2 separate regions of the Homo sapiens genome follow, and region 2 is linked to region 1. Evidence: chromatin loops called from intact Hi-C (ENCODE). Cell type or tissue: IMR-90. All regions are shown on one strand. Each heading gives the region's core, and the rest is flanking DNA. Links, peaks and the distances in the headings are about the cores only.

Evidence for each region. Peaks named below come from ENCODE experiments on the same cell type or tissue, not always from the same donor. Only the 100,000 strongest peaks of a DNase experiment are listed, where the experiment ranks them.
Region 2: a loop joins it to region 1, with 2.6 times the contacts of the local background. A loop is called at or near these places in 2 of 110 quality-filtered maps.

Annotation. Positions count from the first base shown.
Region 1 is chr1:215,138,973-215,151,759 of GRCh38, forward strand. All of the region lies in intron 3 of KCNK2 (potassium two pore domain channel subfamily K member 2), which reads left to right. Among named protein-coding and RNA genes, the nearest start is that of KCNK2, 63 kb to the left of the region's middle. RefSeq lists an enhancer at 12,782-12,787. In IMR-90, for the core only: a CTCF peak has its summit at 7,478; a DNase peak (open chromatin) is centred at 7,479.
Region 2 is chr1:214,952,004-214,964,790 of GRCh38, forward strand. All of the region lies in intron 1 of LOC124904510 (a long non-coding RNA gene), which reads left to right. Among named protein-coding and RNA genes, the nearest start is that of KCNK2, 120 kb to the right of the region's middle. In IMR-90, for the core only: no CTCF peak of the experiment used is centred there; DNase peaks (open chromatin) are centred at 5,508 and 5,948; H3K4me3 peaks cover 371 bases; H3K27ac peaks cover 2,381 bases.

The DNA of each region.
Region 1 (12,787 bases), core at 2,683-10,682:
AGAAAATCATATTCTTTCACATGGCAACTTTGGGCATACAAATAGTGAGGAATTAATAGCATACTCATTTAAAATAAAATACTATATGCTTTTATTAAAAATTAATAAGGAGTGTCTATACATCATTAAGCAATAAGAAACAAACAAGCAGTGTAAAGAATGTAGAGTGACAGGTAAGTCTTCCTCCTGCAGCTGATCCTTCAGTGTCTCATCCCCTACAGAGTCAAATATGATTACCATTTCTTATCATTCTAGGAATCATTTATGTATGGATATGTGTGTGTGAAAGTGTGTGTGTCTATAATTAATATAGATACATTCCTTTGTTATACAAGTGAAGCTCACTATATCTTGCTACCTCCACATAATAAGAGGTCATGAAATTTTAAAAAATCATTCGTTGAAGATTTGCTTTATTGTTTTAGCAGCTACATAGTTTTCCTTTTAGGCATAGGTCATAATTTCATGAATCCCATGTTGATGACCATTTTTTGTTTGCAATGGGTATTTTTTAAAAAAATATATACATGGCTGGGTGTGGTGGCTCACAGCTGTAATCCCAACACTTTGGGAGGCCAAGGTGGGTGGATCACCTGAGATCAGCAGTTTGAGACCAGCCTAACCAACATGGTGAAATCCCATCTCTACTAAAAATACAAAATTAGCTGGACTTGGTGGTGCATGCCTGCAATCCCAGCTATTTGGGGGACTGAGGCAGGAGAATTGCTTGAACCCAGGAGGTGGAGGTTCAAAAAAAAAGTATATGTATGGTATGACATATATATGTATGAGTTAATCCAGTACCAGTTTTTAATGCCTTTTTCCCCGATTTTTAAAAATATTATGAGGTGACTTGTTATCAAAGTATATATATAGATTGGTCTTTTCTCATATATGGTAATATGTGATTAACATAAAAATAGAATAATACAGAAGTGTATAAAAAAGGGAAATAACTAGATAGGACCATGTTTCTTTTACAGTGATTTTCCTATGTATAGTTGACTTAGTTGATATTATACCATAATCACTGATTTTTAGAGATATTTAACATGCCAGTATCATTGGTCTTTATGGATGTTATAAATTTGAGTTTGCTGGCATAAGTATCTGTCTTTCATTGACTTATTAGGCTTCAAAATGAAAACATAAAAATAAACAATGACTCAGGTATTATAATATGAACTTCACTGATACAGAAAGCCATTACTTGTCATTTACAGTGGCTACTAGTTATACTGTCTGTCTTTACTTTTCTAAGGGGGAAAAAAGTTTTGTTGACTCATTCTTTAGGCAAGGTGATTCAGTCATCTAAATTGTTGTATCATCCAATGTGAGATCCAATATATGTCACTTAAACTGTGAGAAAAACAGTGTGATGTGCCATATACAGTCATGTGTCACTTATCGACAGTGACATTTCCTGAAAAATGTGTCATTCAGCAACTTCCTCACTGTGCAAACATCATGGAGTGAACTTACACAAACCTAGATGTACACACCTAGGCTATCTGCTATAGCCTATTGCTTCTAGGCTACAGACAGGTGCAGCATGTTACTGTACTAAGTACTGTAGGCAAGTGTTAGATAATGGTAAGTATTTGTGTATCTAAACATACCTAAACATAGAAAAGATGCACAAAATAAATGGTATAAAAGATTTTTTAAAAATAGTACACTTGTGTAGGGACTTACCATAAATGAGTCTTGTGGGACTGGAAGTTGCTTTCATGGGTCAGTGAGTGAGTGGTGAGTGATTGTAAAGGCCGAGGACATTGGTGCACAATACTGTAGACTTTAAAAAACACTCTTCACTTAGGCTGCACTAAATTTATGAAAAATATTTTTCTCTCTTCAATAATAAATTAGCTTTCCATAACTGTTTTACTTTATAAACTTTTTAATGTTTTTGAGCTTTTTAATTCTTTTGTAATAATACTTAGCTTAAAATTCATTTTACAGCTGTACAAAAATATTTTATTTACATTCTTATTTTATATGCTTTTTTTCTATTAATTTTTAAAAACTTTTTCAATATTTTTGTTAAAAGCCAAGACACAAACACACACACTAGCCTAGACCTACACAGGGTTAGGATCATCAATATCACTGTGTTCCACCTCCGTATTTTTTCCCACTGGAAAGTCTTTATTGATAACATGCATGGAGCTGTCATCTCCTATGATAACAATAACTTCTCCTAGAATATCTATTACGGTTAACGTTTTTTCTTATAAGTAGAAGGAGTACAATCTAAAATAATAATAAAAGGTATAATATAGTAAATACATAAACCAGTACCATAGTAACTTTTTCTATCATCAGGTTTTATGTACTGTACATAATTGTACGTGCTGTACTTTTATATAATGAGAAGTGCAGTAGATTTTCTATATCAGCATCACCACAAACGTGGGTAATATGTTGTTCTATGATGTCACTAGACGATAGGAATTTTTCAGCTCTGTTATAATCTTTTGAGACTGCTGTTGTATATGTGGTCTATCTGTGACCAAATGTTACGCAGCACATGACTGTATCTTGTTATTCTGAAGATTTATCTCACGATTAGTTTATATAACCCTCAGATACTTTTCTTAAATGAAGGTACATAGGTGCAATAAATATTTCATACTTGCAAATGGCTTTCTCTTGCTTTCACACATGAAAGCTAATTTGGCTGGGTATAAAATTCTGGGATCACAACTTTTCCTACCACAACTCTATAAATTGTTCTTTATTGTCTCCTGGCAACTGCAGGGAGAAGTTTGATATTAACCTGAATTTCTTCTTTTATTAGTAATCTATTTTCCAACTAACTGCTGTTTTCATTTTTTAAGAGATTTTTTAAAAATCCTGCACTTATTCCAGTTAATTCGTTGTTTTTAGAGAAAGTTTTCTATTACATTATAGTTTCAGCTATTCTATGCTGATGGTTCTGCCTTTCCATCTTCAAAGACGCTGGAAAATTTTCTGTTGCTTTCGTATCCTCAGTTCTGTCTATATTTCATTTGTCTTTTGAAATTCTTTCTTCCATTACTTTTTTTCTGTAATTCTGGGAAATCTTTTATATTCTGTGAGCTGCATCACTGACTTGAGTTTGTACTATTTCTCTTCTACTCCTTAATTACATTGAATACAGATTTTAATTTTGCAATTGCATATTCAGTTTCCTTTCAATCATCTATTTTTTTACTCATCTCTTTTCCTAATTTTGTCTTTAAATCACAGTGAATTTATTTTTTGTTGGCTTTACGTTTTATTCTCTCCTGTTGTGATTTCCAAACATATTCTGGGTCCTGCAGTATACTATTTTTGGAGACATGCTCTTTTGAATCATTCTTCCATTTCCTCACAAAATATTTACAGAGTTTTCATGGAACAACTTCTACATGGTTGGAGTACATAATCTAGAAGTATTATATTAAAATAGACAAAAATTTAGTTAGAAACTTAATAGGAAAGTAAGTAATATAGCATGTTATGTGTTAATTATATAGCTTTGGGGAAAACTGAACAGCAAAATAGACTGGGAATGAGAGGAACAATTTTAATGGAGTCTAAAAGGTGATCTTTCTTTTCTGTTTTTTTACGTTACTTGTTTTTACTTTGGATTGGTGTTTCTAATTTGTGGACAGACAGTGAAGTTGGAGCCTCAAATGTTCTTTCTACTTGATTCAATGTGAGCAGGCTCAGTAGTGGAATAGCATAGTTATAGTTGGTTGCCAATGAGTGCATTTCAGTCTACTTTCTTCTGCTGAGTATAAAATTTTCCATATTCTCTCTCTGTAGGCTCTGAATTGTTATGGAAATGAAGAAATATTTTTTTTTTCTAGCTGCTTTTCTTAGTTGTCTTTGAAAGTTGTTTTGTTGATTTCTTGCTAAAATCCTGGGTTCCAGCATTTGCTTTTCTAATAGACTAAATTTAGGATGAAGGATGTAATCTGAGGTAGTCATCATAGCTGTGAAGAGATTACAGAAAGGGGAAAACACACTAAGAGTCCACATTTAGAGCAAGGGTGGGCCTTCTCATAATTATCTTTTTTGTGTTTGTACTTCACTTCAAGATCAAATGAGAAAGTGTGTAGGAAACTAAGGTGCGAAGACGAAGTGTGATGTGGAATAGTGGCTTTCATATTTCTTCTCTGCCTCCCAGGCCCTAGAATCCTTTTTTTTAAATTGAATTTCTAACATGTATAAAACAGATAAATAGATCTATTTGTGCATGTGCTATGCGTGTGTGTGTCTGTGTAAGTGTATCTGTGGTGAGGCAGAAGTGGAAGTGTTTTGTATCCAAGGGAAGGCTGCCTGTTTCTATAGGAGGGCAGGACTTTGAGGTCACACAGATTTGCCTTTGTACACTGGCTGGGCCACTTTTGATTTGCCCTTAACATTGTAGGCCTTGGTATCAGTGGGTTTTAAAATGTCATAGGTCAGAAAAATTATGGCATTAGATTGAAAGACTTGCCTTTTGTATGGTCTCTTGTGTAACAGTATTTAGCATGTGGTATGTGCCAGGTTTTAAGTGTTTTACATATGTTATGAAATTTCATTCTTATAACAACCCTATAAGGTGGTTGTTTCCATTATTCACATTTTTGGATAAGTACGCCAAAGCATTGAGAAATTAAACAATGTGCCTAATCATGCAGCAGGCACATGCCATTGTGGTGTTTTAAGCCTACAGAGCCTAGCTTGTAGTGTTGGCACTTATAACCTCTTAACTCTGACCTCTGCCTCTAGTGGCCAGGGGAGCCAGACCTGTATTGAATTACATTTTGAAAAATGTAGAGTATCTATGTTGTACCACAAATTTTAAGTGAACTGATGATATATGTTCGCCTTTCCTCCTAATGGTTTAGGGACTTAGTTCTAAGACCCTATCTTTCTAAGTGGAAGGGCTATGCCATTGTTGCCTTTGGAAAACACTTTCTACAAGTAAAAATCGTCACCTTTGGAAAATTACTGTCTACAAGTAATTTGCAAGAAATCAGTATGAAAAACACTGGACTATATCTCTGATGTGTCTCCCAACACTTTGTTTACTTGTAAATATTGAATTAAGTAAAGTATATCTGCCTTTACCATGTGTGAGAAAACCTTGTATGATATTTAGGCTAAATGGCATTACTCTTTTGATGCTGAGGGTACAGTTTTTAAAAATGTAAACATATGCCCTTTTTTCTAATGTGTATCTTTTAAAAACTAAGATACAGAAATAAATTATTTTGAAGATATTTGTCAAAATAAAAGTGTACATGGGAGCCGAATCCCATACCAGAGATGAATTTTAAAAATGGTAATGGATATTGCATTAAATTGAGTTTAATCGATGCCCCTTAATGGTTTTAGTGATGTAGCCTTTCATCTAAATGACCCAACTTCAGCTGTCATCACTCAGATTCAGGATCTGTATAGTTACACATCATTCAGGTGGGTTGGCTGTCACTTGCTTTCTCTCTCCTGTCTGAGACAGACAGTAGTTGATGAGTTTTGAATTGCTACCACAAGGTAATAGTCAAGGCACGGCTCGTTCCTTACACCCTTATTTCAAGTAAAATTATATTCAATATAGACAGTCAGTACTTGAAAACCTTGAGTTTTATCTCTTCAATCTATTCTGCCTTATTGCCACCAATATTTCATTTTTTTTGGCCTCAGTTTTCCACTTTGTGTAGTGATGGGGTCAGAATTCTATTGGCTGTGTCTATGCTTACATTTAATGATTTTGCTTAAAAAATTCAGAGGCTTTTCCCACCTCAGTTCGTGGTGGTTTATATTGTGAATATAAAAATTAATAGGCCATCTTAAACAAGATACGGTCGAGCAATTCTGTGAGGGATGTCAAAGTTAACGCCTTCAAAATAACAGGCTTTGCTGTCATAAAATTATTATACCACTTACTAATGAAGGATTAAATATTCTCACAGCTGCTAATGTCTGTTTGGCTAGGAGAATGAAAGGTGAACAGTAATTTAGAGCACTTCATTTCACAGATTATTTGACTGAATATCAAGTAGCTGTTTTCTATGGTTGCGTATTCTGCAAAGTGAAGAGTGTGAAAAGAGAATTTTGACTCAACCACTCCTTACTTGAAATATGTTTCAGGAGAGAAAGTGCTATCATCATTAGCATCATCATCATTGCCACCATTATTTTTTATTGACATCAGACCCTTATTCTGAGCTTCAGTGGTACTACCTGAGCTATGCTTGGTGGCCATGAAAGTGACTTTAGCTGGCTGATACTCATGGACTGCTTACTATGTGGCATGCTTCATGCTAAGTTCTTTATGTTTGTTATATTATGTATTCCTTTTACTGTTTTATACATGGGGAGACTGAGGCACATAGCAGTGTGTAACTTTCTCAGTGACAGAGTAGCAGAGCTAGGATTTAAACCAAGACACCTGGGCTCTAGAGCCTGAAGTCTTAACTGCTATGCTACGTTACCTTCAGTACACTTGAAAATAAATTTGAATAAGTCTATTTGCAGTTGAGAAAAATTACTGTGAATCAAAGATAGCATGGATTTCTTGGCACTTTAGATTACTTATGTCCACCAAGATCCAGCTTTCTAAAATGAAAAAAATATATGTTATGTCTAATGTGTTACTTTAGGACAATTTGATGACAGAGGAATTATATAGTTCTATCAGTTTACTGCTATAGTAGACTTTTATTTATTGATTTTATGGTTTATTGTTTGATGCCAAGTCTGGTCAGGAATACAACATCAAATTATATTGGAAAAGTCTTTTAACAATACTCTTTAAAGTGTGATTTCCAGAAAGTGCTTTGTGATAGAAGTTCAGATTCCTAATTTATGATCTCTTTCAATACACAGGAAAACTTAAGTTACTCAAATTTTGTGCTAAGAAATAGTTCTCCATTTCCTTAATGCTACAGAATTATTTTTCTTCTCCTCTTGGAATAAGAGGAGAATCAGATCATCAGTATTTAAATAACACATGAATTTACAGCAATTGACAGAAATATAATTTTATTACGCCTTGAACAGTTCTCTCTTGATTGGCTTGAGCTTCAGATAAAATAGTTGGCCAATATTTAGTGCTCGTGTTTTATTAACAAAATGCATATCTTTAAACACTCGAAATGAAATCCAGAATAGTTAAATATTCTCACTGTGAGACACTTGTGGAGCCTGAGAAGGACTATGAGAACAGCATGCATTTCAAATGTATTCAGGAAACAGCTGGGAAAGTTTGGAAACAATCTACAGGTAGATTATTATTGTTCTTTGGCAAAATTTCTTTGCAAAGGAATAGCCCTTCAACGTTTAGCTGCAATTCTAGGTTATATGAATGTATCTTGCTACCAAAAAATGTTTGGTAGAAGCTCATTCAAAAAATAACATAAGAAACTTGTAACTTCCTATAGATTTTGAAATTTACAACTGTCATGTAGGATTTTATTATGTAAGTTGCAACTAAAAATAGCAAGGGAGCCATCTTGTGAAATACTGTTTGAACTGCAGGCGCGGTTGTTTCTGGGCCAAGAGGAAGTTTGATCACTTAAAGTTGACACAAAATGTCAAAACATCCCTTTGATTTACCTACTTTAATCAATGCATTTGTTTTGATGCACCTATATATACATACTTTCCCAGTCTGACAAGGTAAAACAGTGCATATTTGCAGAATGGCATGTCCCAAACCAGATTTATATGTTGTAGTTATGCAACTGAGAAAAACGCTAAGTTTGAGGACCCATATCTCTCGCCTTAATCTCAAACACTTGCTCCAAGCAACTGAATTAATAGTTTAAATCTCAGCTTTAACATTTAACAATTGTTTAACTTTGTACACATTACTTCACTTCAGTAAATCTCACTTTCCACATTCAGAGAGTGGGGATAACTAGTTGTACTTAAACCTCGTAGGATTGTTGAGCAAGTTAAAATAAGCGTACACATGAAGGGATCAGCATGGTATCTGATATGCAGTGAGATTGTGAGCATTCAAGAAATATTCGCAATTACCCTTTTTATTGGTAATGAAAATTATTTTATTATTGATGAAAATATAGTAATAGAGTGATGTCATAGCTGTCTAGAAGAGATAAATCTAATCAATATTGTTCTATGTACAAAGAGACAGAGGCAGGTTTACCTCGAGACTGAAAATTAAGACTCCTCATTTGTATGGGTCTTCTTTTTAATTTTTATTCATTTTTTTTCCTACAGAGCCTCATATAGCTTGCGACCCATAAACCTTGCATCTATGACAGGGGCATGAATCAGAATCACCTCTGTAGGTATTTTAAAATGCACATGTACCATCCTCCCTTTCCAGAAGAAAATAATTTAGTTGTTCTGAAGTGGATTTTTAAAGTTCCATATATGATTTTGCTATGGATCCTTAGTTTAAAACTGGTGTTATAGAGGAACAGTGTACGATGTGTGAAAATTCTAAAATGAACAGATCTTTTCACAAAGATATTGTCTTGTAATTAGAATCATATTTTTCTGGAATCATATTTCTTCTTCAGTGTTTGATTAGGCTCTTTCCTCTGCATAACAGTAGCTTTGACTCACTTTTCTAAAAACACGAGATGTGGCCTGGCGCAGTGGCTCATGCCTGTAATCCCAGCACTTTGGGAAGCTGAGGCGGGCGGATCACCTGAGGTCAGAAATTCGGGACCAGCCTGGCCAACATGGTGAGACCCTGTCTATACTAACAAAAACACAAACATTAGCTGGGTGTGGTGGCAGGTGCCTGTAATCTGAGCTACTTGGGAGGCTGAGGTAGGATAATTGCTTGAACTCAGGAAATGGAAGTTGCAGTGAGCTGAGATTGCACCATTGCACTCCAGCCTGGGTGACAGAGTGAGACTCTGTCTCAAAAAACAAAAAACAAACAAACAAAAACACGAGATGTGATTGTCATTTCACTCTGATTTCTAAAAGGTTTGCTCTTTTTAGGTTGCTTATTGAGGGCATCTCCTAAATGTATGTTGCTCTTTTTTCTCATCCTACTTTCAACTCTTTTGCCCTGTATTATTAATGTTGTTTTTCTGCCTCTAAAGTAATTTAAATGGTTCTGTATTGAAATGATATTTTAATTATTATTTTTTTATTTTCTTTTCCTTTTTTTTTTTTTTTTTTGGCAGGGTCTTGCTCTGTTGCCCAGGCGGGAGATGCAGTGGTGTGATCATGGCTCACTGCAGCCTCAACTTCATGAGCTCAAGCAATCCTCCCACCTTAGCCTCTTGAGCTACTGGGACTGCAGGTGCATACCACCACACCTGGCTAATTTTTTTTTTCAAAGATGGGGTTTCTCCACGTTGCCCAGGCTGGTCTTGAACTCCTGGGCTCAAGTGATCCACCTGCCTCAACCTCCCAAAGTGCTGAGATTACAGGCATGACCCACCATGCCTGTACATTAATTATTTTTAAGGGTGTTTTTTTTAAATATGTACGTATCAATAATTTTGCTTTTCCTTGCTGTCCAGAATAAAATAAAAATGAGTACAAGTAATTAGAACAGTAGAACTATCTAGATCTGAATATGTCTATTCAATTAAAATATGCGGTATTAATAAAAACCTATAGATTGCTCTTTTCAATTCAGCATATTTTCTTGCATATCTGCTCTGAGCAAATCCCTATACAAGATATATAAAGGAAAGAAAAATAATTCCCAGAGATTCTCTGCTCCCAACAAGTTTATGATTAAGAAGAGAGACAAAGCCTGTAACCGAATGATGAGAGTTCACGTTAGAGTAATACATAGTTCCTCTAATGGCAGAAAAGTACTATGTATGTTGAAAGAAGGCAAGATCACAGCTGGTTGAAAGGGTAAGGAATGACTGTGTGTGAAAGTGGTGTGAGGTGGGAGGAAAGGACAGACAGGATTTCAACACGATAATTGAAGGTCCACCCTTGTGTCAGCTAGAGGGAGAAAACAACATAAAAATGAAGGAATCGGGAAAGTTCAGCTTATTTTTTTCAGCGAGTAATGATGACTCTGAAGTTTCTAAAAGGTAGAGAGCAATGGTACACCGGGGAGTCTTGGCACAAGGGGAGTGATGATTTGTGCTGAACGATTTTGGAACACTTAAGGGTTTTGAAACTACAGAATATCAAAACTGAAGCTGCGCTTTAGAAAGAGTTGGTTATTAGGAGATGGATTTGTGTGAGAAAAAACACAGACAGGCTGTTTTAATGCTTTGAGGTAGTGGCGGTGGAACTGCTAGGAAGCAGGGAAGGAGAATGGAGGGGTTGTGGTGGTAAGGAGGTCTGCCTCATTGCCTACAAAGCCTTCTGTCGTCTGAGGATGAGTGAGATTCAGGAGCTCTGGCCCTGTGGTGACAATTTATGTTATTTAAACATAATCAAATGGTGGTGATAGATGCCATGAGTGTTCGGGAGAAGGAAAAGATTAAGGTATTCCCCAGAGCACACAGAGTTAGGAGACTTCCTCGGCACATCTGTCAGTGGGCATAGGGATGCTGGAGAAGAGACAATCTTCTATGAAAAGATACTTTATGAAGAAAGTGTTGTAATGCAACCCATGAGGTGTTAAAGAAAAAGGTCACTAACAAAGAATGGCAAGACAAAGTGAGTTATGGCCATAGTTATCTGCTAGCCTTTCGCTAAGGTCAAAACTCTGAATTACTAAAGGGAGGAACATGAAATAAGCTAGTACGATTATTTTTAAAGGAAGCATGCTAATCAGAAGTTAACTCAATAAGTACGAAGTGCAGATAAAACTCATGTGCAGAAGAGATTTTGAAAGATAATCAGGAGTCACTAGTGGGATATCTTCATGTAATATTTTTCTTAACCCCACCATTTCAGTGAAGGCCACATTGAAAAGCTGTTTGACAATTAGGTCCACACTCTGAAACTTTATCAGGTATTCTTGAAAACCTCAACATTCAAGATGAGAGACTGCCTGAGTAGAATGAAGAGAGGGCTACCACGAAGCATAGACTGTAGGAAGATAACTTTAGGAAGCATTTAGGTATTGTTTAGATATCCAGTGGGAATACCAGGGCTATCATGATGACTAAAACATGGCCCCTGACCTTACGGAACTTCTGATTATAGAACTGATCGTTATGATCTAGTAAGATCAGTCTTAGTAAAGGGAACCCTGCATGCAGGAGGGGTTCAGATCCAGTCTTGGGACTATGTATTGAGGGCTTAAAGATGGCTTCTTGGAGAATTGATATCTAACCCAAGTAACAACAAAATAATTCTTAGGCATGAGCCAGGTAAGAGCAGGGGGCATGGGAGAATGTGCATTTGAAGCAAGGAAAGTAACATAATCAGAGGGGACCAATAGGGAAATATTTCGGTTTGGTTAACTTATTTGTATTCTATTTGTTATCTTATGTGTATTTTGCCTGTTGCTTGTTTTCACATAGGGTGAATTTTTTTTCTCTGAAAGAGTAATCAATTTCTCCATCACTATTAATTGAATAATTGTTTAATTTCCAACGTTTGTGATGTTTTTAAATGTAATGATACGTTTAAAAATTAGTATGCAGCATTTCTGACCTTATTCTGTTCTTTTCTGCTTCATTTCATCCCATTCTACACTAGCTCAAGCTGTTCTCTAAAATTCTTGCATATAACTTACAACGATTACTTTTAGGTAATTTTTATATTTCCCTTAATATCATGAATAAATATTTTTCCATTTCACTTAGCACATTTAAGATAATGCTAAAATATTATAATGATGTTGTTTTCCATATTTTAATCATGCATTCAGCTATTTTACTAAGCTTTTCTTTATTCATCTTCCAATTTTCTTTATTCAATTTTCAATATTCTCCTTTATTTACTAGGTATTTAATTCCACGCACAACTAATATATTTGTCTCCTTCTTTAAAATAATTATATTTTTATTTCTTTTCTTTCATTATACCTGCTAGAACTTTCAGAGTAATGATAAAAATAGTTGTAAAATGGATATCATTTTTCCTGATTTTAAGAGAATTCATCCAGTTGTGCTGTAATATTGAATATGATATTAAATACTTTGAGATAGATATTCTTTGTCATGATAAAATAATTTTATATTTCTAGTTTTTAAAGAAATAAAAGAAGTAGTACAGACTATTGTCCAATGTCTTCTTGATCTATAAATGTAATATATTTATAGGTATTCTTTTCTCTCATTATTTTGCTATTGGTTAATATTTCAAATGTGTAGAAGTGTCTAGAGAAAAAAATATTGCACATCTACCTTTATCAGATGTTAACATTGCTTCATGCTGTTTTGTTGTTATTATTGAACAAAACACAATATAGACAGTTGAAGGCCCTTCCAATCTCATTGAGTAGGCCACCCTTATTCATTGGTTAGTTCATCCTCCTAATTTTGGTAGAATCTGATGCCTGCAAATATGTTTAGTTCTGTTTCTGAGCTCTTTATTCTTTTGGATTGGTCTGCCTCTCTCTGTTCAGTACCCTGTCCAATACCATATTGTCTTAATCATATTGCTTTTTAATTGCTAATGTGAATCTTGATATCATGTAAGGCAAATCTTTTGACTTCATTATTTTTTGTCCATTTTAAAAACATTTATAGATGATTTTTATATAAGTTCATGAAGTTCCACTAAAAACAATTCCAAAATATTTATTGTAAAGTGCATTATATTTATGCATAGATTTGATAAAAATTGATACCTCTTCATTCCTCCAGGTCTTTTTTTATGTCATTCATTTTGGAACTTTCGTTTGTAATTTTATCCATACAGTACTTTCATATTATTGTATTTATTCTTATAAATCTTTGTTGCTGTTGAG
Region 2 (12,787 bases), core at 2,092-10,091, 190 kb before region 1:
GTCCCTGGCAAATTCATATGTTGAAATCCTCACCCCCAAGGTGATGGCATTTAGGAGCTGGGGCAATTGGGGGCAATTAAGTCATGGGGAGTCCATGAAAGGAATTAGTGTCCTTATAAAAGAGACCCCAGAGATCCCCTTTGTTTCTTCCATCTTGTGCGGTTAGATGGCTGTCTATGAGGAAGTGGGTCCTCACTAGACATGGATCTGCTAGCACCTTGATCTTGGACATTCCAGCCTCCAGAACTGTGAGAAATAAATGTCTATTGCTTATGAGCCATCCTGTCTATGGTACTTTGTTACAGCAGCCTGAATGGATTAAGACAAACAGCAATGGCTCTATTTTCAATTGAGAATTAACCAAAAGGAAAATGGGTGTTTCAGTTCATTACTCTTAGTTGTACTCAAATGATAATTATGATCATTTACATTATGATACTGTATGGATACACACAATCCCATTTTATTTTCGTAAAAATTTTGAGAGAGAAGTTATTTGTAATTCTTCCTATCAAATCAGTGTAAGCCACCTAATTCCCTGAGCAAAGAGTATAGTCTTGCAGAGCTCAGCTCTGAGGACCAGCAATATGGCAGGATCAGGTTCCTAATTTGCTCCCATCTCCTTAGAAAAGCGAGGGAACATCTGTGGTTTGATACTCTTGGTATCCCTCAGTTGAAGTCAGCGTAGGTCTTTCTCACTACTCCCCCTCTCCCGTTTTGCCTTGTTCAGTGGTCTGGAGACAGTAGAGTAGGCAATGTCTACGTGACTGTGAACAGCACGCTCCTTCCGCTCCTCCTCAGAAGAGATTCCGGCTTCCGTCTTAAGAGGGCAGCCCCACTATTGATCATCTGCTTGTCATTGTCCTCTAGCTCCCTCTGTCAGGTCTTCCTCTAATCCTGTTATCCTTCTTGGAGTGTGATTCTCTGCACCCATCCCACCTCCACCATCTTTGTTAAAATATTTTGCTTTTTCAGCATAATTTAAAACCCAAGATAGGAGGAAGTCTACTCTGAATTATTCTCTTTAGTTCTGACCACCTGGTGGTCAACTCGGAATCTGTATTATTTGCATCATACTACACACAGTATTTCTCATTACAGATGGATCTTTTAGGCATATTTCTCCTTTATTTTCTACCTGAACATAAATTAAAAGGAAAGTGTAGAGTGTTCCTCATTTAAAAAAAATTTCTACATACTAGATAATTTTAATATAGAACACATGATAAGGAAGATCTGCCATGAAACTGTATGAAAAATATTTGAAAAATCAGTTAATGAAGTGGTAATTTTAGTCTGAATGTTTTAAAATGGAATGCCATTAAAAACACTTTAAAATATGGTATTTCTGATACGATTTATTAATCATGAAGAAGCACATATTGTGTTTTCATATCTTAAAACCAACAGAGTGACTTTTGATTTTCAGAGAGGTTTAATGTTCCTATTCAAATTTCAACTGTTTCTACAATTTTTGTTTTAATTGAATGATCTTAAAGTGTTTAGAGATTTTACTTCTCAAACAGGCCCTTTCCCAGGATTTCCTCTCAGAAAGTACATTAAATCTTCCATATTTGAACAGCAGCTTGATCTCTAGAGCTTTCCTCTGTATGTCTATTTAGCAGAATCTGCTCTAATAAGCTTACTTTTCCTTAGGAATTATTCTTTTCAGTCTTTAAATGAAACTTCCACTTCCTTCCAGGATCTTCTTACTACACAATTCATCTGCCTAGACAGTACCTGTTTCTTCCTCTTCTCGATTAATAGTTGTTTGGAATTTTTACTCAAAAGTTTTTCTTGCTATTTATGATAGAATGAATATTAAGTCAAATCTGGAGTGAACTTCCTTGATTGAAATTGTTCTTTGCTGGCATTGAAATAAATGCATGTGGAAGGAGCAGTGATAGTGAGAGAGTCAGCTTCTGTTGAATATCTCTGTAAAGGGACTGTCTTCCATGTGGTTCACTTAGATCTGCTCTCCTCATTTCAGACTCCTTCTCCAGGGCTCCAATATATTCTGCCTCACACTTCCAGTCCCCGCCTGAATGAATGGCCCTCAACCCTTCTTCTGGAGGCAAAGAAATCTGAGGCTTTCTCCATTCTTTTAAATCTTGTAATACATATTAGTTTGTTAGGAATGCCATAAGAAAATACCACAGACAGAGTGGCTTAAACAACAGAAATTTATTTTCTCACAATTCTGGAGGCTAGAAGTCTAAGATCAAGGTGTCAGTGGGGTGGATTTCTTCTAAGGCCTTTCTTCTTGGTTTGTAGATGGTCATTTTCTCTCTCTCTGTTTCTTCACATGATCTTTCCTCTGGGCTTGTCTATGCCCTAATCTCTCCTTTTTATAAGGACAGTCAGTCATACTGGATCCACTTTAATGACCTCATTTAGCCTAAAATTACCTCTTTAAAGATCCTATCTCCACATATCATCACATTCTGGGGTACTGGGGGTTAGGACTTTAACAAATGAGTTGGAGGTGTTGGGGCATAAATCAGCCCACAACACTCTATGTCTTAGTTCTTTGAGCTTTAAGAGCCTATTTGTGAGTTGTTGAAAACCAGCAAATTTATTGTTTCTCCTTCTTTGTCCTTGTTATAGAAAAAAACTAATTTTCCTTGAGGAAATGATTAATTGGTAAGATTATATATAAAGAAAAGCACACATGTTACTATTTTAAGACAGTATTTTACTGCTCCTACACTTGTGCTTGGCACTTCCTAAAATTAATGACCTTGATTAAATATGCACTGACTGTGTCAGTGTATGGAAGAGGAAACTGACCTGCAGAGTATAGGTCAGGTGCATAAGGTCACTTGGCCATTGGTAGTCATGACAAGAATAGAAGGCAGGAATGTCTGTCTGTAAGACCAAAGCCCTAATTGTAACAGTGACTATCTTCAATTTAAATTGGGCAAAAGTGTTTAAGTGTATTATATGGTATTAATGATTTATATTGCTTATAGTTAATGGAAGAAGAATACCAAAAGAGTAACGTGGTGGCCTGAATTGGCTTAGTAATAATTGCTGACATCCATGGTAGTGTCCTCTTGTTGCCATATGGTACTCAATGAAGAATTAACAAACCTTATATTACTGCTTTTGGTCCTAAGGCTTTTGAGCATAGGGCAAGACAAAAGAGAAAGTCTCTCTTCCACACACTAAATGGGGGCAGAGACCGGGCCATTCTGGTTTCTGAGTTTTATCCCACTTCTTGGAGAGGAGTGTCACTTACTTTGTACTTCAGCATCCCTTGCCCCTTGTTTATACTCCTTACAAAACAATACCAATACATGACAGAGCCAGTGGGCATATAAGTTACCGGTATAGGAAAGAATTTCAATGGATGTAGACTGTTTTCCACATTTAAGGATTGTTTTCCTTTCCAGAAAGGAAAATGGCCAATCTAATAATTTTGATGATGATAATCATAATGACAGTGAAATGGTGGAAATTAATTCCATGTTCTATGGTTTGGGCTTTGCATATAATTGTATTAGTGAGCAAAAAATAAAAAAAGATCTTGACAGACCCATTGAAATGGAATAAATTACAAAATTAATCAAATCTATTTGTCATTATTCCTGGCATATTTTATTTTTAGATTTTATTTATAAAAAGATGAATAATTAACTTTACTTATAACAAAGTAAGCTATTCATGGGAACTCCAAGTCCCATAAATTACTTCACCTTTCTTTAAAAGCAATGCAGAAAATATCTGTTGCCACTTTACTATTATCTTATTAGTAATTAAATTTTAATCAGGAATTTGGAAAGTACACATTAATGCAATGATTTGTATACTTGACCAAAGACTATGCGGAGGAAGGTATAAAATGAAAGTGAAGAAAATTATGAGGGATGAAATGGGAGAGAATGTGGAAATGATTTGAGGCTTGGGATTCTGTACTAGGAGCTCAGTATTTCAAGATTCTTTTTTTTTTTTTTTTTGAGACGGAGTCTCACTCTGTTGCCCAGGTTGGAGTGCAGTGGCACGATCTTGGCTCATTGCAAGCTCTGCCTCCTGGGTTCACGCCATTCTCCTGCCTCAGCCTCCCTAGTAGCTGGAACTACAGGCGCCCGCCACCACTCCCAGCTAATTTTTTGTATTTTTAGTAGAGACGGGGTTTCACTGTGTTAGCCAGGATGGTCTCGATCTCCTGACCTCGTGATCTGCCCGCGTCGGCCTCTCAAAGTGCTGGGATTACAGGTGTGAGCCACTGTGCCCAGCCTCAAGATTCTTAAGAAGAACATGAAGGTTTTGGCTTACTTACCCAACAATGAAAGAGAAGAGAGCTGTGTAAAAACAGTGTTATGAAGGAATAAGATTTGTTCATGGTCCCCAACATAGATGAATTAGCTATGTGTTTAAATTGCAGGTTTTAATTAGTTGTAAAGAATTTCCCAACTTTTCAGTTGCAAAATCCAGGAAAAGGTTAATAAAGATAGATCGTTCATTGGCTCATTTAACCATTTAATTAATTTAACTATTATTTGTTAAGTATGTATTGTGTATGAGGCACTGTGTAAGCACTGGGCATGCTTCTATCGTTAAGATTGAGACTATCATTGGCTTTATTTATCTTATAGGCTTTCAGAAACTTTGTCATCTTCATGAATATTCTAATGAATAGACAGAGGTCCCCAATTAAATTGCTACTTCCGAATTCTGAGGCTTTACCTCATTAAATTCAGCAGGGAGTTTTCCCTGTTCTCTGAGGTTTGCTACTATTCCTGAAGTGTGGAAGAGGAGAAGCATTTTCTCTAATCCCATCAGCAAGTGTGGACAACATTTCTGTTTTCTCTCCCTTAAAGTTTCAGGAAGTTTTAAGAAAAAGTTTACTGGAGGCACATTAGAGGTGAGACAAACATCTTGCTTACAGTGGTGGTTTAGGTAGAGGATCCATTTCTTATGTACTGAGTGCTAGTATGCTGAGGAGGGGCACAGGTCTGAAAAAGGGAAAAACAGAGTAAAATGCATCAAAGCTCAAGGGAGAGGTAAAGGATCAATGAGGTAGAGGTTCTATGCAGAGGTGGATGGGCGGTGTCTGTGGGCGTGTATGTTGAAAACAGATGGTGTTATGGATTAAATGTCTGTGTCCCCCTAAAAATCACATGCTGGAACCTAAGACCCAATGTGATAGTATTAAGAGGAGGGTCTTTAGGAGATGATTAAATCTGAAGATTAGTGCCCTTATAAAAAAGGTCAAGGGAACTAGTTAGGCCCTTTGACCTTCCACCTTGGCCATTTTGAGGACACAGCACCAAAGTGCCCTTCTGAGAGCAGAGAGCAAGCCTTCATCAGACGCAGAATCTACTGGTGTCTTGATCTTGGACTTCCCAGCTTCCAGAACTGTGAGCAATAAAGTTCCATTCCTTATAAATTATTCAGTCTCAGGCATTTTGTGATAGCAGCATGAACAGACTAAGACAGATGGGTATATGTTTTTCATTTGCCTGTGGTGTTTGGCCCTTGGCAAGATAGTGACGCATATTTTGAACATCATGTGGCAAGTTGTGCAACATCCTGTCTCTGCAAGAGCTCAAATGTCTCCTGCTGCACCTTCTTCATACTCAGTTGCAGATTGAGTCGAACTCCCGTCTCCAAACCCAGGCTTCCTGCTTAGGAAGAAGAAGTGAGCTCTTACCCGTGCCTTTTTCATTAAATAGGCTCTTTCCCCTTCCTTGTCTCTTGAGTCCAAACCCTTACTTGTAATGAGAACCTGGACTTAACACTTGTGTAGTATTTCAGTTCACTGGATCCTAGCTTGCTCTTGGGACTCTTTTCTCCTATCCTCTTTGAACCAGTTCCCATAACTGGCCATTATTTCCTCCCAAGAGGTTCCCCGATGTTCACTGCCTCTCAGCTGTGGGTTTTTTGTATGCCGGAACGACCCCCTGACATCCTACTCTGTCTCACTAATATGGAATGCTGCCTACATTTCTGCCCTTGTTTGGTAAAGAGGGATTTGGGGGATAATTCTTGACTCATCAGCGACCTTCTCTCTTTTGTATTCAGCTTGTAATCATGCTAATTCTGGTTCTGTGGCTGTCATAGTCAGTTTAGGCTGCTATTATGAACTACCATAGACTGGGTGGCTTACAACAATAGGCATTTGTTCCTCACTGTTCTGAAGTCTGGGGAGTTCAAGATCAAGATGCCTGCAGATTTGGTGTCTAGTGAGGGCCCTTCCTCATAGCCATCATCTCACTCTAACCTCACATAGAAGGGATGAGGGGTCTCTCTCAGCCTCCTATTCATGAGGGCTCCAGGCCTATGATCTATGCACCTCCTAAAGCCCCCACCTCCTAATACCATTACATTGGGGGTAAGAATTTCAACATACGAATTTTAGGGGGTCACAAACATTCAGAACATGGCAGTGGGGTTGTAGAAATATTAGCTAGAATTAAGGATCACTGTGTATACAAACCATAAAGTTGAAAGTGATTGTATTGATTAGATAATATGTTTGCTAAGATTACCTCTTGAACTGTCTAAGATGATAGAGGAAAATAATCCTAGCTGACAAGCTTGAGAATAAATTGGGAGTAACAACCACCTGTCAAGGGAGGGGGCTCCAGAACACTGAGAAGAAGAGGACAGTTGGGCACAGGGGCACCCGAAGAGCATGTGATGCTCAGCCTAGACACAAACTCTGACTGCTGGACCCACAGGCCAACTGCAGCTCTCAGAGGAATGAGGAAATACTTTGAGAAAACTTCTTAGAATTCTATGAGGAACAAACCTGCCATTTTCTATTTGTCTAGAGTCCAGTAACTCTGCCCTGCTGGAACCTGTCTTGAAACCCTTGGGGGTTCTCTGGCCTTTCACAATTCTAAAGCCATGTTGTGCTCCCCGTAATTAAAGGTAGAAGGAAGAAGCTTTAGCTTTGTTTATTATTTTATTATTATTTTTTATTTTTCCATCAGTTATAGGGGTATTGGGGTACACGTGGTATTTGGTTACATGAGTAAGTTCTTCAGTGGTGATTTGTGGGATTTTGGTGCACTCGTCACCTGAGCAGTATAAACTGCCCCACATTTGTAGTCTTTTATCCCTTGACCCCCTCCTGCCCTTCCCTCCAAGTCTCCAAAGTCCATTGTATCATTCTTATGTCTTTGCGTCCTCATAGCTTAGCTCCCACATATTGGTGAGGACATACGATATTTGATTTTCCATTCCTGAGTTACATCACTTAGAATAATAGTCTCCAGTCTCACCTAGGTCACTGCAAATGCTGTTAATTCATTCCTAAAAGCTTTAGCTTTTTGTTCTTCACTCGCCTAAGTAGCATTGGGGGCCACACTCTCTTTTTTGGAAGAAAGAGAAAGGAATTTTAATTACAGTTTTAAAATGCAACCCCAACTTGCTGCAATATTACCTTAATACTTTAGTTTCCTGTCTGAACACTATCCCATGGCTTTCTTATAATAATTTCTTTACTTCTATTTTGGACTGTGATGTATCAGTCTAGTTATTATATTTTAGTCATTAAGTAATTCAATCTAAAAACAAAAACGTTTGTTAAGCGACTATGCTAATTGCTGAGGGTAAATAGTAAAATACAATTCAATCTCTAGTTTTAAGGAGGAAAACCAACAGATGAATCACTAAGTGGCATAAAGTGATATGGAGGCTGTGACAAAAATATGTATAGGATAAAGTGGAGGCAGAAGGGAGAGGGATCAGGTACCATAGTTGAAATGACTTTTGGGTGAGTTTTGAAAGTCCCATAAGTCAATTTCAATGCCTGTTTTGTACTGGCTCCAACACTGGTGTCAGGCCAGACTTGCTTCCCTTAACAAAGTCCTTTATCTTCTCTTGGATTTATCATTCTCATTCACAAAACAGCAAAGAAACAATCACTCCAAAGTGTTATGTTATCTCCAGATTGAGGCTTTAATTATCAGGTCTTTACAATTTATTATAATCTTAAGCAAATGTCCGAAAATGTCATAGTAGAATGGAAAGCAAATTTCTTTGCTCAGAATTTGTAGAAGATTGAAATCTACAAAGAGGCAGCTTAGACCTGGCTTTGGTGAGTACTTAGGTTTCATCAATTTGAGAATGAGGATGCTTCACTGCTTTTAAAAACAGAAACAAAAAACTTACCTGCTCCTTGCATTTTAAGAAACTGGCATTCAACATGTTTTGGGGAATTGGCAGATGGCTTCATTTTCAACATTTCTGTAGTTGTGCCTCTGGAGATGTAGACAGTCCCTGTGGCTTTACTGAAATAGTTTTTCAAGTATCGAGTACCTGAAATTGGGAAGTGGGCCATATTTTTATACATCTAGTGCATCTGGTCTTACCATTTTTCCTGAGTTTGTCAAAGCTTTTAGAAAGAGAAAACCAAAGTTGTCACAAATAGATGGATGGTTTGCCAGTGACCTCACAATAAAAAGTTTTAGATCAAGAGCAAATTTATCTTGAATATTTTTATCAGTGCCCATCAACAGCTAAGTTTCTCAAAGAGAGACACTGTTGGCTGATTTAAAGGGTGTTTGGTAGATAAATATATTATTTGTATCAAAGTGTTATCATCTCTTTCCACCTTTATGTGAATTATGTGACAAACGTTCTATTATCCTTGTTTAGTGAATGATGGGTTTAAGAGCAAATGAGATCAGGTAGTTTGTACAATCTGAGACAGCTGGCATGGGGGCAGAACCAGGAATGAATACACTAACTCCATGTGGTTTCCATTCTACCAGTCTATGGTTGTGCCAAGAATATTCTAGGCTCCTTGAAAACAATGATTATTTTTAACATTTATGTTTCATTTTGTGCCAAATACCACTCTGGGAGTGGATGGTTTGATTTCCTCAATTTATGACACTACTTTCTAGGGATTTGTAGGTTACTATACCAAAAAAAGTCAAAATATGAAACTATAAAAGCCCACTGTCTAACATCTTGTGTTCTTTGAATAAAGTACTGTCAAGAACTGTGAAGGGCCCGAGATTTCATCCTACTTGTAAGCTATCAAGTTAGTCTATCACAGCTTCCTGGAGGCTGGTAGAAGACACAGATTCCTTAGAACAGTAGCAGTAGCCAAAGCATCAGCATTTCTCATGCTATTTCCCTGAGCCTCAGTTCCTACAGAGTGCTGCCAAGAGGGCCAGATAACAACTGCACATGTAATGGATTGCACTGTAGAAGGGGAACCCTGAGCCCAAGATTACCCAAATCTTTTATAGTGGGCAGTAAGCATGCTTGCTTTTTGCTCCAGAGGGAGACACTATCTCTATCTTCCAAAGTTGTTTAATTACAAACATCCTTGAAATGATAGTCCAGAACAAAGGGCAGTTAGGCAGCTTGCAAGATGTGTACTTGCAACTCGAAGACAATTCATGGAGGATTGTCTCAGAATATATTCTCAATTCCTTACATATTTGTATAATCAAGCTTCTCCTTACCTCTGCAGCCTCCTTTAGAGATCCTTCTAGCAGCACTTGCTGTGCTCTGGGCACTCCAGTCCTTTCTTAGCTCTTGAGTTGTGCCATGCTCCATTCCTTCAGAGGTCTGCCACAGGGTTTCCTCTGTCCAGAAGTAATCAACCTCCACCCTCGGCTCCTTATTCTTCAGGTCCCAGCTTCAACCTAAGTTCCTTAGGAAAATTTCTGACTTCCCACCAGCTCCTCGGTGCCTTGAATGATTTGAACTATTACCTTATGTGTAAGCTAACAAGTTACTCTACCAGTTCATAGATGCTGGCAGAAGACATGAGCCTCCTGGGTCAGATATAACTTTATTACTCACTGTATAGCAGGCAGCTGAGCTGCATGTTCTCGTCAGTTTCCCTTGTCCCTGAAGTCTCATTAGGGTGATGCAGAGCAGCCCAGGTCAATGCTGCACACAAGTGGGTTTGTACCAAAGCTGAGGAAACTTGAGCTTAAGAAACCCTGATATTCTGGAGGGGAATGCCAGCAAATCTGTCCAGTCTTTTCCCTGGAAGGAGACATTGTCTTTACTGTACTAGTCAGGAAATAAATCTTCCCTCTGCTTCAGAAAGAGGCATTATCGTTATTGTCCAAGGCTATTTATTATACAAACATCCTTAAAAAGAAAGTTTTGAACAAAAAGTGAGACAAGATGTGCATAAATGTAAAAGACCCACACACAACAGTCTTCCAACACTCTCCACTACACTGTCTATATTACAGTAGGTTTACCTTGTAATAAACTTTTACAAAACTGTTTATTTCTATAGCGCTTACTACAATTATATTTAGGAAAATGTTAGTGCAATTATTTGTTTAATTTCTATCTTCCTCACTAGGTTCTAAATTACATACCAATAGAGACCATATTTATTTTGTGTCATAAACATGTAACTCTGCAAAGCCTATCTAAGCTGTACCATAGAAACTTGTTGAATGAGGAATATGATTGTGGCCTCCCTAATGGCTTGGAGCCTCCTTTGCGAAGCCTCCTAGCATTACACTTCCTGCACAATTGCAATGATGCCTTTACTTCTCTGAATCGTCTACTAGATTTGAAGCTTCTCCACAGGAGAGTCATCATTTCTTTCCCAGTGGCTAAAACAATGCCTTGCACAGAGTAGCAGCGTAGTGAATATGTACTTTTATCAATACATATCTAAAACTCCATATCAAAGCAGTCTTAAGATGGTAAACTGCTTTTGCAGCTCATTTCCTAATGTCCTGTAAGAAAAGAGATAAATGAATAAAAAAATCTAAAATTATATCATTTTGATTCTGTGTTTCATTCATACTTAACTGAAAGTGGAAAAGTAGGTAGCTTATTTGGACAGCAGCAATTGTTTGATTTGAGATTATCAAATCTTTATCAAGTAAATGTGATCAATAGCTTTTTAAAATTTTCTTATGTATCCGACATTTTTAAATTATTTATTTATTACCCCATTGTTTAAAATATTTAGCTCAAACTTTTTATTTTAATGTGTGGCATCATAGCTTTGTTGAAAGTGAATGGGCTTTGGACTGGAAACACTACGATTTCAATTTTGCCTTGGTCATTATGAATTCAGATAAGTTGTACCTCTTGTTTTTTTTCAACTCAAAAATAGGGGGATATTATACTTGTTTTATTGTGCCAGGAAATGAGCACTTGTCATTTGTTTGGGAAACACAACATCCTTTGGTTTAAAATTGGGAAAATTCTTTACCTTGTGTTTTGGGGGTGGTGGAGACCTCCTTCCCCTAGAAAGCTGGAGATCACCTTTATACTAAAGCACAGGGATGTAACAGAGGATCTGCTAGGCAGGTTCACCCACTCCAGTTTTTGACTTTGTAATTAGTGACACAATATAGTTGCTAGTGACACAACGTGCTTCCTCTCTGTCCCTCTTTCTGTTGAAGTGGTCAGTAGCCATGATTATGAGGCGTAGGTCTCGGCACAGAAGTGACAGGGTAATGTCCAATGCTTGATGGTGGCAGCAACCCCTTCCTCATCACATCAGTCCTGCAGCACAGTTTTGGTGATCATTTCTGGAAACACATTCAGCTTGGTTCTCTACACTCCTGCTGATTCTGAGAGCTTCTTTTGATACCTTTAATTTCGTTTTCTGCCTACTCAGTCCAAGTCAGCTTCTGTTGAAAACCTCGAGTGATACAGACTCAGCAGATGCATCATTCCAGTTTATGTAGGTCCAATGGGTTTGGCAAGTGAGAGTCAGGCTTGTAGGATTAGGTTAAGGCTGGGTTAGGAAGCTTCCAGCAAGCCCTGAGCCTGGGGCCTTAAATGGCTAATATTATAAGCATTGCATACAATTATTTGGTTCAGAAAGATGAGAATGGGACAGTCTTCTATGATTCAGGCATACACATACATTCTTTCTTTTGACTTTGTTTCTTCTAACGTTTGGTCTAACTTAATGATGAGAATGAAATGTACTGTTCATTTGCCAGGGAAGTGTCGAGAAAGGGTGTTCAGTAAGTATGAAACGCTGCTGTCTAAACAGGAAGGGGCAGCCAGTATGGAGGACACATCAGTAACTCCATTGAAATGGAAGCACTTACAAAAGTTCTCAAATTGCCCAACATTTGCACCAAACTATGCATTTTGGGGTGGAAGTGTTTAGGTTCCCTGATCATTAGTATAAAACTTTATGTGCAGAGTTAGCCTTTAATTTTGCTTTTAAAGACTTTCTAAATTCTCTAACACTACAAAAAATAATAAACTATAAAAAATCTACACAATTCAGCTTTAGAGAAATTGGGGTGTAAAAATGAGAGACAAGGTGTCTTTTAGAACCCTGGACTTAGACACACGAGGCTCTGATTTCTTCTCCCCTAACTCACCTACTGCCCAGCTCTATGACAGATAGCAGGATGCTTACACCCTCCTTGCCTCAGTGTCCTCATCTGTGAGGGTGGGTAACAATTTTTTTTTTTTTTTGAGAAGGAGTTTTGCTCTTGTTGCCCAGGCTGGAGTGCAATGGCATGATCTTGGCTCACCGCAACCTCCGCCTCCCAGGTTCAAATGATTCTCCTGACTCAGCCTCCCGAGTAGCTGGGATTACAGGCATGTACCACCACGCCTGGCTAATTTTGTATTTTCAGTAGAGACAGGGTTTCTGCATGTTGGTCAGGCTGGTCTCAAACTCCCGACCTCAGGTGATCCTCCTTGACCTCCCAAAGTGCTGGGATTATAGGCGTGAGCCACTGTGCCCGGCCTAAATTGATTTTTTTTTTTAATAGACTTTAATTTTTAGGGGAGATTTAAGTTCACAGTAAAATGGAGGAGAAAGCACATAACATTTCTGTTTACTTCCTTCCCCACACATGCA